Regions from separate parts of the Homo sapiens genome. Here region 2 is linked to region 1. Evidence: read pairs that join two places in POLR2A ChIA-PET (ENCODE). Cell type or tissue: MCF 10A. All regions are shown on one strand. Links, peaks and the distances in the headings refer to the core of each region. The heading gives the core; the rest is flanking DNA.

What was found. ChIA-PET counts read pairs that join two places held together with the same protein. Peaks named below come from ENCODE experiments on the same cell type or tissue, not always from the same donor. Only the 100,000 strongest peaks of a DNase experiment are listed, where the experiment ranks them.
Region 2: POLR2A ChIA-PET joins it to region 1 with 8 read pairs; 1 of 35 experiments calls an interaction of 5 or more read pairs at or near these places.

Annotation. Positions count from the first base shown.
Region 1 is chr22:45,730,253-45,735,633 of GRCh38, forward strand. The region is part of intron 7 of ATXN10 (ataxin 10); the gene reads left to right. Among named protein-coding and RNA genes, the nearest start is that of MIR4762, 28 kb to the right of the region's middle. In MCF 10A, for the core only: a CTCF peak has its summit at 1,655 (motif pointing right); a DNase peak (open chromatin) is centred at 2,019.
Region 2 is chr22:45,782,954-45,788,334 of GRCh38, forward strand. All of the region lies in intron 9 of ATXN10 (ataxin 10), which reads left to right. Among named protein-coding and RNA genes, the nearest start is that of MIR4762, 25 kb to the left of the region's middle. RefSeq lists a silencer at 2,755-2,804. In MCF 10A, for the core only: no CTCF peak of the experiment used is centred there; a DNase peak (open chromatin) is centred at 2,688.

The DNA of each region.
Region 1 (5,381 bases), core at 102-5,101:
AGGGTCACTTGAGCCCAGGAGGTTGAGGCTGCGGTGAGCCATGATTGCCCCACTGCCCTCCAGCTCGGGTGATGCAGTGAGACCCTTGTCTCAAAAAAAAAAAAAAAAAAAGCCAACATAACATTTCAAGTAAAGAATTTCCTATTTATTTGTCCAAATCCCTGTAGTTGGACATTTAGGTTGTTTGTTTGTTTGTTTTGAGACAAAGCCTTGCTCTGTCGCCCAAGCTGGAGCACAGTGGCACAATCTTGACTCACTGCAACCTCTGCCTCCTGGGTTCAGTCAATTCTCCTGTCTTGGCTACCCAAATAACTGGGATTATAGGTGCACACCACCACCATGCCCAGATAATTTTTGTATTTTTGGTAGAGACGGGGTTTCGGCATATTGGCCAGGCTGGTCTTGAACTCCTGACTTCATGTGATCTGCCTGCCTCGGCCTGCCAAGGTGCTGGGATTACTGGCATAAGCCACCACATCTGGCAGTAGGTTGTTCTTATTTCTACTTATTTTAGATAATACTGTAGTACATGCCTTTATAGTTACATCTTTGCACATTTCCACAGCTGTTATCCTAGGACATAATCTTAGAAGTGAAATTGCTATGTATAAGGATATCACATGTTTAAAGCTCTTGATACATACTTCCAAACTGCTTTCTAGACAGTTTGCTTCTTCTCTTCTTTATAGGAGATTCCTAGTGGTATACTGTCCTGGTTAATTATTTAAACTATTTTTTATTCTCCTTAAGCCTACCTTAGATCATTCAGGTCTTGTTTTATCAGGGCGTGGAAGGGAGCTTATGTTAATTCTCTATCCCTTGTCTTTACTTCAGAACTTCCTGTTTTTATCTATTCTCCCTTTCTTCTGTCATAAAGTTAGAATTGTTCTTTCTCTGGACCACTCAGCTGTAAAAAGGGATGCACTTGTGATACAACAGGGAAGAATCTCAGAAGTGCTGAGGGAGAGAAGCCAGACAGACTAGAAAACATGCTGGCTGATTCCATTTCCGTGGGATTCTGTAGCAGGCCAGATATATCGGTCATGACAGAAAATAGATCAGATGTCACCTGGGTCTGGAAATGAATGAGTGGAATTGATTGCAGGGGAACACGAGGGAACTTTCTGGATAGTAGAATGTGGCACTTAGCTGTATACCTTGACACAACTTTGTACTGTATGCTTAAGATGGGTGTATTTCATTGCATGTATATTATACCTCAATAAAGCTGATTTAAACAATAAAAGATGATAGAGAGTTCCTTTGTATGCTGATATGAATGGTCAGGTAGAGAGGGAGTAATTGATGCTGGAATCACTGTTGGCAAATGGGCAACACTGGAGGAGAGGGATTGGAATCCAGAGTGGATACTCATCCACTGTCCACAGGCGGGAATGTAGAGAATGTGATCCGATACTGTGAAACTGTTAACTCCTGTTGTAAATGCAGCTCATGGCTATGACTGCTCGCCCACGAGAGTGTATTTCCTTTTTTGTGAATATACTTTCGTTCAGGACCATTTTGATATTGATTTTCTGTGCTTTGTCATATAGACCATGTTAGATCTTACTAATCATTTCGTTAACTTTAGTTCTCATTTTCTGTGATAGGAAAGAAAGGTCTTTATTCAGGGGCTTGCGTTTACTTTCTGGAGATAGATTTGCCTTTGTTTCCAGCAGGAGGAGCAGTGAGTCATGCTTAAGAAAAGTTTTAAAAATTCTCTAAGAGACAGAGAAAAGACAGATCACAGCTTTAAACTTTTCAGGGCACTTCTGTTTAAAATATAGGTGATTTCAGTATTGTAGTGAGAAATTCCTGGTGTAACTTTTCATATTTAGGAAAACTTCTATTTTTCCTTTGGACTTTTTTCTCTAAGATGGGAAGTATTTTTATATATTAATGGAATGGAAAGTTGTAGACTGGGAACAGTGGCTCATGCCCGTAATCCCAATACTTTGGGACGCCAAGGCGTGGGAGGATTGCTTAAGCCCAGGAGTTGGAGACCAGCCTGGGCAACATAAGGAGACTCCATCTGTACAAAAAAAAAACACAAAGAATTAGCTGGGTGTGGTGGTGTGTGCCTGTGTTCCTAGCCACCGGTGAGGCTGAGGTGGGAGGCTTGCCTAAGCCCAGAAGATTGAGGCTGCAGTGAGCTGTGATTGCGCTACTGCATTCCAGCCTGGGGAAGAGTGAGATCCTGTCTCCAAAAAAAAAGAAAAAATTGTAGGCAGTTTTCTTTTGCAAAGCCAAATTAATTTACTTTTGGAAGTTTATTGAGCTATACATTTATGACTTGTGCGTATTAATGCACATATGTCATACTTTTTTTTTTTTTTTAAAAGAGGACCACTTTGCCAGTATTTAAATATGCCAAAGACCAAGTGCTATACTGGAGCTGGCCTGTGGTGACTTCTAAGAGTTGATTATTAAGTGCTTAGAAATTTGTGAGCTGATTGTTAAATTGTTGGTACCTTGAAATCATCCATGGTGGAAGTAGTTGTGCCATGGAAACCAGCAAATGCTACAAATCAGGGTTTTCCACCTGCCTCTTCCACCCCAGCCATTCTTCTGCCAAACCACTGCATTTACTCATTGGTGATCTTTTTAGGACAAGATAGATATTCAGTAAAGTTCTCAATGCTATGACTGAAAAGTGAGAATGGAAACAGTTGTATTTATAGCATGTGTTTTTTAATTTATGTAATTGTTTGGCTTTAAAATCCCAAGGTTTTCTTCATACGTTTCTTTATAAAAATAGTTTTGGGTTCTCATGTTAATGTACTTATTCCTGTCTTTTGATATATTTTGTATACTTGTTTCCAGTTTTTGATATATTTTTGTCAGTTCAGAATCTTGTTCACTTGTAGCAAGCCTTGCCTTTTCTCTGAAAGCTCAAAAAACATTCCTTTTAGCTTTGTATTTTCTGATATCCATATATTACAATAATTGTTGCCAGGTTGTGGGATTTGCATTCTGTTTTAATCTTTGCAACCCCAGGTTAGGCCATACTGTAGTACCTGTTATGCAGTAGGTATTACATATTTAATTACATAATACATATTTAATACATATTCTACAATAAATAGTGTATTTTTTCCACATATTAAGGGCTTAAATTTTTGTATTACGCAAATAATGCTTGCTTTGTTGTTAAAAATTATTTAAGCTGAAGTCAGTGAAACATAAAGTTACAAAGTTTCAGCCAGGCGTGGTGGCTCATACCTGTAATCCCAGCACTTTAGGAGGTCGAGGTGGGCAGATTGCCTGAGGTCAGGAGTTTGAGACCAGCCTGACTAACATGGTGAGACCCCCGTCTCTACTAAAAATACAAAAATTAGCCGGGTGTGGTGGCGGATGCCTGTAATCCCAGCTACTCGGGAGGCTGTCCCAGCTACTCGGGAGGCGGAGGCAGAGAATCACGTGAACCCGGGAGGCGGAGGTTGCTGTGAACTGAGATTGTGCCATTGCACTTCAGCCTGGGCGACAGAGCAAGACTCCCATCTTAAAAAAAAAAAAAAGTTACAAAGTTTTCCCCTTTTTGCCCAGCCTCCATTTGTTTTCTATAGATCTGCATATCCTTTTTTTTTTGTTTTCTTTTCAAAGGTCTTTTTTTGTATATACACACCTATATGTTTTTTGTTTTCATTTTTTGCACTATTCTTCAACTTGCTGTTTTTACTTATGATGTAACTTGTACATCTTTGCACTTTAGCATGTGTATATTCATTGTATGTTTTTAATAGTTGAATAATATTTAACTATATAGACTCATCATAATTTTTTCATTTGTTCCCTATAGACTTTCCAGCTGCTTTCAGGTTGCTTTTTTTTTCTTTTAACCTTTACAAATAATGTTATAGTGAACATCCTTGTACAAATTTCGGTTAAGTAAATCAAATCCAGGTTATAAATTCCTGGAGTTGAATTGCTGGGTTGAAGAATTATGTGTATTTAAAAACTTTAGAGAGATTTCTAAGTTGCACATCAGTGCAACACAAGATTGCACGAGTTGCCTTTTGCAGATCTGATTTAATTACTATTTCTCGTTAATGTTTTTCAGTGACCATTATGTTTGTTTTTGCATATTAGGTTACTCTTTAAAATGCATTTATTAAAAAGCATTTTCTGGAAATTAGTCTTTCTGTCATACATACAGTAAACTATTGTTTACGTAATTTTTGTTTGAATTTATTTCTGATGTTCTGTTAGCCTTGTAGTCGTTTTTTGTTTGTGTTTAATCTAGTTGAGGTTATCAATTTTATCCTTCTGGCCTCTGGATTTTTTTTTTTTTTTTTGACAACTGACAGCCAAGAAGATTTTTGTTTGTTTGTTTGTTTTTTAAGTAAATTCTCCACTTAGATTGTGGAAATACAAACCTACATAGTCTAGTTCTTTCAGTACTTAGTTCTCATTTTTTATTTATCTAGAATTTATTTTTGAGTAAGGAGTGAGTTATGGATCCAAATGAATTATTTATGTCTTTTGACTATCCAAGATTATAAAATCTTTTGGTGTGAGACTGACTGGGTTTGAATCTTGATTTCTTCTGTTACAGGCATATGATCTTGGAAAAGTTACTTAGCCTCTCTCTGCCCTTCTTTTTCTTGAAATGGGTTATATTATTATTATTATTATTATTATTATTATTTTGAGATAGAGTCTTGCTCTGTTGCCCAGGCTGGAATGCAGAGGTGTGGTCTTGGCTCACTGCAACCTCCGTCTCCCAGGTTCAAGCGATTCTCCTGCCTCAGCCTCCTGTGTAGCTGCAGGCACCCACCACCATGTCCGGCTAATTTTTGTATTTTTAGTAGAGATGGGGTTTCGCCTTGTTGGCCAGGCTGGTCTTGAACTCCCGACTTTGGGTGATCCACCCGCCTCGGGCTCCCAAAGTGCTAGGATTATAGGCATGGGCCACCGTGCCCGGCCAGGTTGTATTTTAATATAAACATTTAATATACAGATTGGTACATAGTTAATGTTCCCTAAATGTTATCTGTTATTATTTCAGTACCATTTAGTGAATAATCTTATCCTTTCCACTAATTTTTTTTTTTTAATTGAGACAGGGTCTCGCCCTGTTCCCCAGGCTGGAGCGTAGTGGTGCAGTCGTAGCTTGCTATATTCTCCAACTCCTGGGCTTGAGGATCCTCCCACCTACCTATATCATATCCTAAATTCTTTTATTTATTTGGATCAATTACTGGTTCCCTCCAAACAAATTGGAGGGAACCAGTAAGATGTTAACAACTGGAGAAGGGAGAATTCAGAGAGGTATGTGTTTATATGCCATAAAGGAACACTGAAATGAACACACAAAAAAATGCAGAAACTGATCTATCAACAAAGTAGTTGCAGTCCAGGCAGATATAACTAATTTGCAT
Region 2 (5,381 bases), core at 293-5,292, 53 kb after region 1:
AAACTAGAACAATTACAACAACAATAGATTGCTTACAATTTCACAGACAGAAGATTGGTTCATACTATTGATCTTAGCAACCTCAGCATACAGTTTTTTTCTTAAGTCTAGAACTCTGACCTTTTCACTTAAAGGAAGCACTTTATGGCTTCTCTTTGGCATATTCAAATTGGCAGCATCACTACTCTTGTACTTTGAGGTCATTGTTAAGTAAGATAAGGGTTCCATGAACACGAGCACTGTGATACCATGGCAGAATGGCTGGGGAGCATAAATAGTGTGGGTGTGCTGGACAAGGGAGGATTCAAGCCCTGGGAGGGATGGTGAGAGATTTTCTCATGCTCCTCAGCATGGTGCACAACTTAAAAAACAGGAATTGTTTATTTTAGGAATTTTCCACTTAATAGTTTCAGACCACGGGTAACTGAAAATTGCAAAACGTGAATCCTTGAATGAGGGTACAACTCTCTGTTCTTTTCTGAAGCACCAGTCTCTGTAAATTCTTTCTGTTGCTTTCAGGACAAAGTTAAAACTGGTAAGCTTGGCCTTCAGGGCTGCCCCTGATTGGACCTGCCTGGCCGGCTCAGGTGTCCTCTTCTGTATTCCTGCAGCCCTTCGTGTTTCCCTCCAGTGCTGGATGTGAATGGTGCTTTTTGCTTGTCTGTGGGGCCTTCTCTCTCCCTTATCCCCACCCACATCCTGACATTGGTAAGAGCAGTACCTGTTTCTGATTTACCTTTTAGTCCCCAATACAAGGTCTATCACAAAGTAGCTTTCTTTTAAATGTTTATCAAATAAATAAATAGAAGATTAAAAGAGGTGCCAGGTGTTAGCACACAGAGAAATAGGTCTTGGAAAAAGGACCTGAAAGTGCTGTTGTCATGTTTGTGTCATGCTGATGGCACGATTCCCGAGGGCACCGAGGAAATGGTCAGACTTCTTTCCTGTAGGTCAAGGCTGGTGAGAGTTTGGCACTTGAGATGTCTTCCTAGGTCTGCTGAGGCTGGCGGCCCACTACCCGCATTTGTCCCTGACTGCTTTGCAGGCCGTCCCCTGTCCTACAGCAGGCCAGGTCTGTGTCACTGGCCCTCCCTCTCCCCTTCTTAATCCTCATCACTCTTCATTTGCACACTTTGAGGTTTTCCAGCACATTTAATATTATTTCAGCCATTCTCTCTTTTCTGAAAACCAGAAATAGTTACCTGCAATTTGTGTGGTACAATTTTTAAAAAAAAATGTACATTTTTAAATTAGGCAGATCTGGGCTTTGCCACTCATTAAGCTCCATGACTGTGAACAAATTAACCCTTACAGATTTCATTTTCTTTATCTGTCATCTTGGAACATTATTTTCTACCTTGCAAAACCATTAGGAATACCAAATATTTGCATGGAAGAGATTTGTAATATAGTAGGATACTTGGCACGTTTCCTTTCCCTCGCCTATTTCCCATTTTCAAGCAGAGCTAACACAGCTTCTAAGACATATGATCTTGATTCGTAAGACATAGTCCCCTAATTGTAATCTGCACCCCGAGTGTCACATTGCACAGTCTGCCTCAGGTAACAGTGGGGCTTCCACATGTCTTGCCTTGGAGGTCTGTGCTAGGCTGTCAGGAGGTGTGGATGGCAGGCACGGGAGAAGGGACAGGAGGCTGGCTTCCTGTGGGCTCGCCTGTCGACCCCCTCCCTGTGCCCAGAGGACACACAGCTTAGAGCAGGGCCCAAATTGACCTCATGGCTATTCTTACACATTCCAGATAGTCATTCTGAGGGCTGCTGTGTGGCAGATTCCCAGCACGGGCTGGACACTTGAGCTCCCAGCAAGCCTTTATTTTTTTATTTTTTAAACACCGTGGGCAAGCTGATCAACAGTTTCCAGGGCATTATTTATTGATGGCAAGGAGCTTATCATAATACAACAAGCAATTGAGATTCTGTCCATGAGTTAAAAATTAAAGACTGAATGTGTTCATGACAGAATTCTGTTTGTTCAGGCACTGAAGTATGACATTGTAGATGATGCATTATGGGTGGGGATTGCACCCCAAGTAGCAGAGGCAGAATGCATATTTTTAAAAACTTGCTGTATGGGTTATTTTTGTTCTAAATGTAGCTGTGCGTGTTAGCACAGATGTGCCGAAACAGCTTTTCAGAGCTGCTTTGTTTTCTCTGCTGCTGCCATGGTTTACCCATCCCTTTCTGGTATTGTTGCTCTCTCAAGTCATGTCTTGTGGTACTTTCGGGAGGCTACTAAATGGAGTGGAGTTTTAAGTAATGTGCACTCAAGTACATTAGAGATAAATTCACTTCTTGATTCATATTTTCTCCTGCTTCTGCTTAAAAATGGGGATCTTTCATCTAGCTCTTTAAATACTTCACTGGCCAGCTTTTGACATTTTGCCTAATTAAACTGTCTTAAAGAAATGACAGTAATGGAAAACTAACACTGTGCTTCTACTTTTTTTCTTATGATTCAGCTAGTTTAAAGTTCTTTATAAAGAATGCAACAAAAATGCCCTAAGTAGAAGTACAAATAAAAGATGATATTAAATTCTCGCATTTTATTGAGCACTTTCTAGAAGCCAGGTATTGTGTAAGACGTTCTGTTTTCTTACCGTTTACTAGAATGACACCTTCTGTTTGCAGTAGAGCTTTTTGGCCTGTTTTTCATGAGGCCAGAATGACTCACCTAAGTTCACATGGCTGAGCAGGTGGCAGCGCCAGGCTTAACTCAGTGCTCCTGGGTCCTGTCCCTGCCTTCTTGCCATTACCTCTTGTTCTGTGGAAGTCTGAGGAAGCCGCGAGGCTGAGAGTCAGAGACAGTCCTGTGCAAAGGGGTCTGCACCGTCCTGCAGGAGGGGTATACTTGGCAGCCTCTGAGCCACGTCCTCCTGGACCAAACGTGGGAAGATATTTTGCATTCCAAATCAGTTGAAAATACCTTTCTGACATCTAGCTCTAAGGTTTCTGGTTGTTTTGGACAAAGCAGACAAATTTTGTAGCTATGCAGTGATTCAACATTCATTCACCAAATTTTTTTTTCATCTTGTAATCAGAAATATAGCTAGCTTCTTAAAAATCAGCTAATTTCATTCATTATTTAAACAAAGATTTTATCTGCTAGTTGAATAATTCATGAGAAAATTGCACTAAATTCAGATGTGAATGTTTGCTAAAGAAAAGATAGTTGCTAATTTTTCTGGAATTTGGTAGTTGAACTCAGAGAATATTTGTATTAATCACATTGTGTTTTGTACTTCCGGGTACTTTAAGAGCCTCTGCCATTACTATTCTTGAAAAGCATCTTTATTTTGTCACAAAAGCTTGGAGAATGCTACTCACTACTTTACCCTATTGAGTTTTGCCATAGAACTGTAGTATCATTCTCTCTGGATTCCTTTCTTTTTGGAGGTGTCATGGGGAGCAGGGTTAGTTTATGGGATGCAGTCTCTGACATTCTCGGCCTCACTGTGTTCCCGTGTGGCCACTGAGGCCCCGTGCAGTGGTGCAGTCCTTGTGTGCGAAGCTGGGCGCCAGTGCAGCCCGCACTTTATCACCCTTCCTGCCAGGGCATTGCTCCCTGGTCGGAAGGATTGTTGGTTCTTCCTTACTTAGGTCTCGTACCCACTCCAAGTGCAATGCTGCGGGCACATCTCAGCTGGTCAGCAAAACTTGTACTATTAAATGCCTTTATCTCATAAAATCTTAATTTATAAAATGTAGGCAGCTGGAGGAATGCTCAGCCTTCCTTTATGGCAAAGGAAAGCCCCAAAGAACATTTTTTACCTATCAAAAAAGCAACTTTAAAAATCTGCAGCATCAGTAATTAAAAGGGAAGCACGGACAGTTCTAGGGGTGGTATGAATTGGGAGAACCCTCCTGGGAGGCATTTTAACAGTATGTCTCAAAGACACTCAAAGATGGTTTTGTTTTGTTTTTGTCCAGTAATTCTTTTCGGAATTTCTCCAAAGGAAATAATCAGTGATGAGGTTAAAAAAAATTGTCTATATGGATGCTCATTGCATTGTTGGTGAAAATTTAGTCATGATGCAAATGTCCTGAAATGTTCAGTAAATTATGGTAGGTTATAGTGACTGAATAGAATATACTATTAGAAAATCACATTTTCAAATAATTTTTATTGTATGGAAAGATCTAAAATACTGTATATATAAAGATGATCTTCATTTTTTAACAAATTAAGTATAAGTATTTAATATATGTGCATTGAAAAACACAGAGAATTTTCATGGATAGGATCTGTCCCCATCTCAGGGTTGGGGCTTGGCTCCTGAAAGAAGGGTCAGACCCTAGAGTGTTCAGCTGGGCTGCAGTGAGATTTGAGGGTGACGATCCTCTAGCTGAAATGGACTCTAATTCTCATTGACTCCAAAACTGGAGTTCGGACCTTTTTCCGTCTACCGCTGTGTCTTGATCTGCCTCCTGGCCCCTTTTCCCTCAAGGCACTAGGGAGACAGGAGGGCCCAGGAAATGCCGAGTGCCCTGGCAGTTTCCTTCCCACCTTCTAGCCTCCAGTTCCCAAGCCTGGCATTTGCTTCTTTTGACCTTCGGTACTCAGTAGACTTACTGTATGGGAAGGAATGCTGTCCAGTCGTCTTGAGTTGAACGTTCTCATCAATACTTTGGTGGCTCTTCCCATATCCCAGCTTTGGACAGAATAGTCAGTTGGAATTAAAATAATTTAATTCAGTTTAGTGAGGTCTATATGTTTGTCTGTGTGTTATTCCTGTATAATTTTAACAGAACACAGTAGGACATTTGCATATTTCACAGCCCGCAGTTTGGAAATACATTTCTGAAAGAAGTTACCCTGAAAAACAATCAGCGGGCAAATAATTTGATGATCACTGTAACTTTTAAAGAAAATCTTGTGCAATTTCAGTTACTGATGATCTTTTTCCAGGAACAAAAATATTCATATCATTTACAAATTAATCTATCAGGAATGAGTGTTTACATTTGCCTACAATATTTAGTGTGGGATTACTCAAATCTTTTGGTTGAGTAATACTTGGTGCTGATCCCAAGGTTATACAAGGAGCACCAGGATTTCTCTCCTGAGACCTTTATGTCCTGAGCCCTTTGCTGTCTCCATCTACCCGCTTTAGGAGATTTCCAGTGCCCAAGATTTAAGGGCCATTTGTATGCAGATGACAGCAGAATGCCTGTTGAGCCCAGACATGTCCCTGGGGCTCCACACTAGGGGACATAACTGCTCACATTTTCAATGTATAAGAGATGGATAATATATAACTGGTAATGTTTACTTAGGTGTCTCGTCTCTAAGTGCCTCCCGCGAAATATGCCCAAACTGTGCCCTTGAGTCCCGCATCCCCAGATCTTTTCTTTGCCCTCCC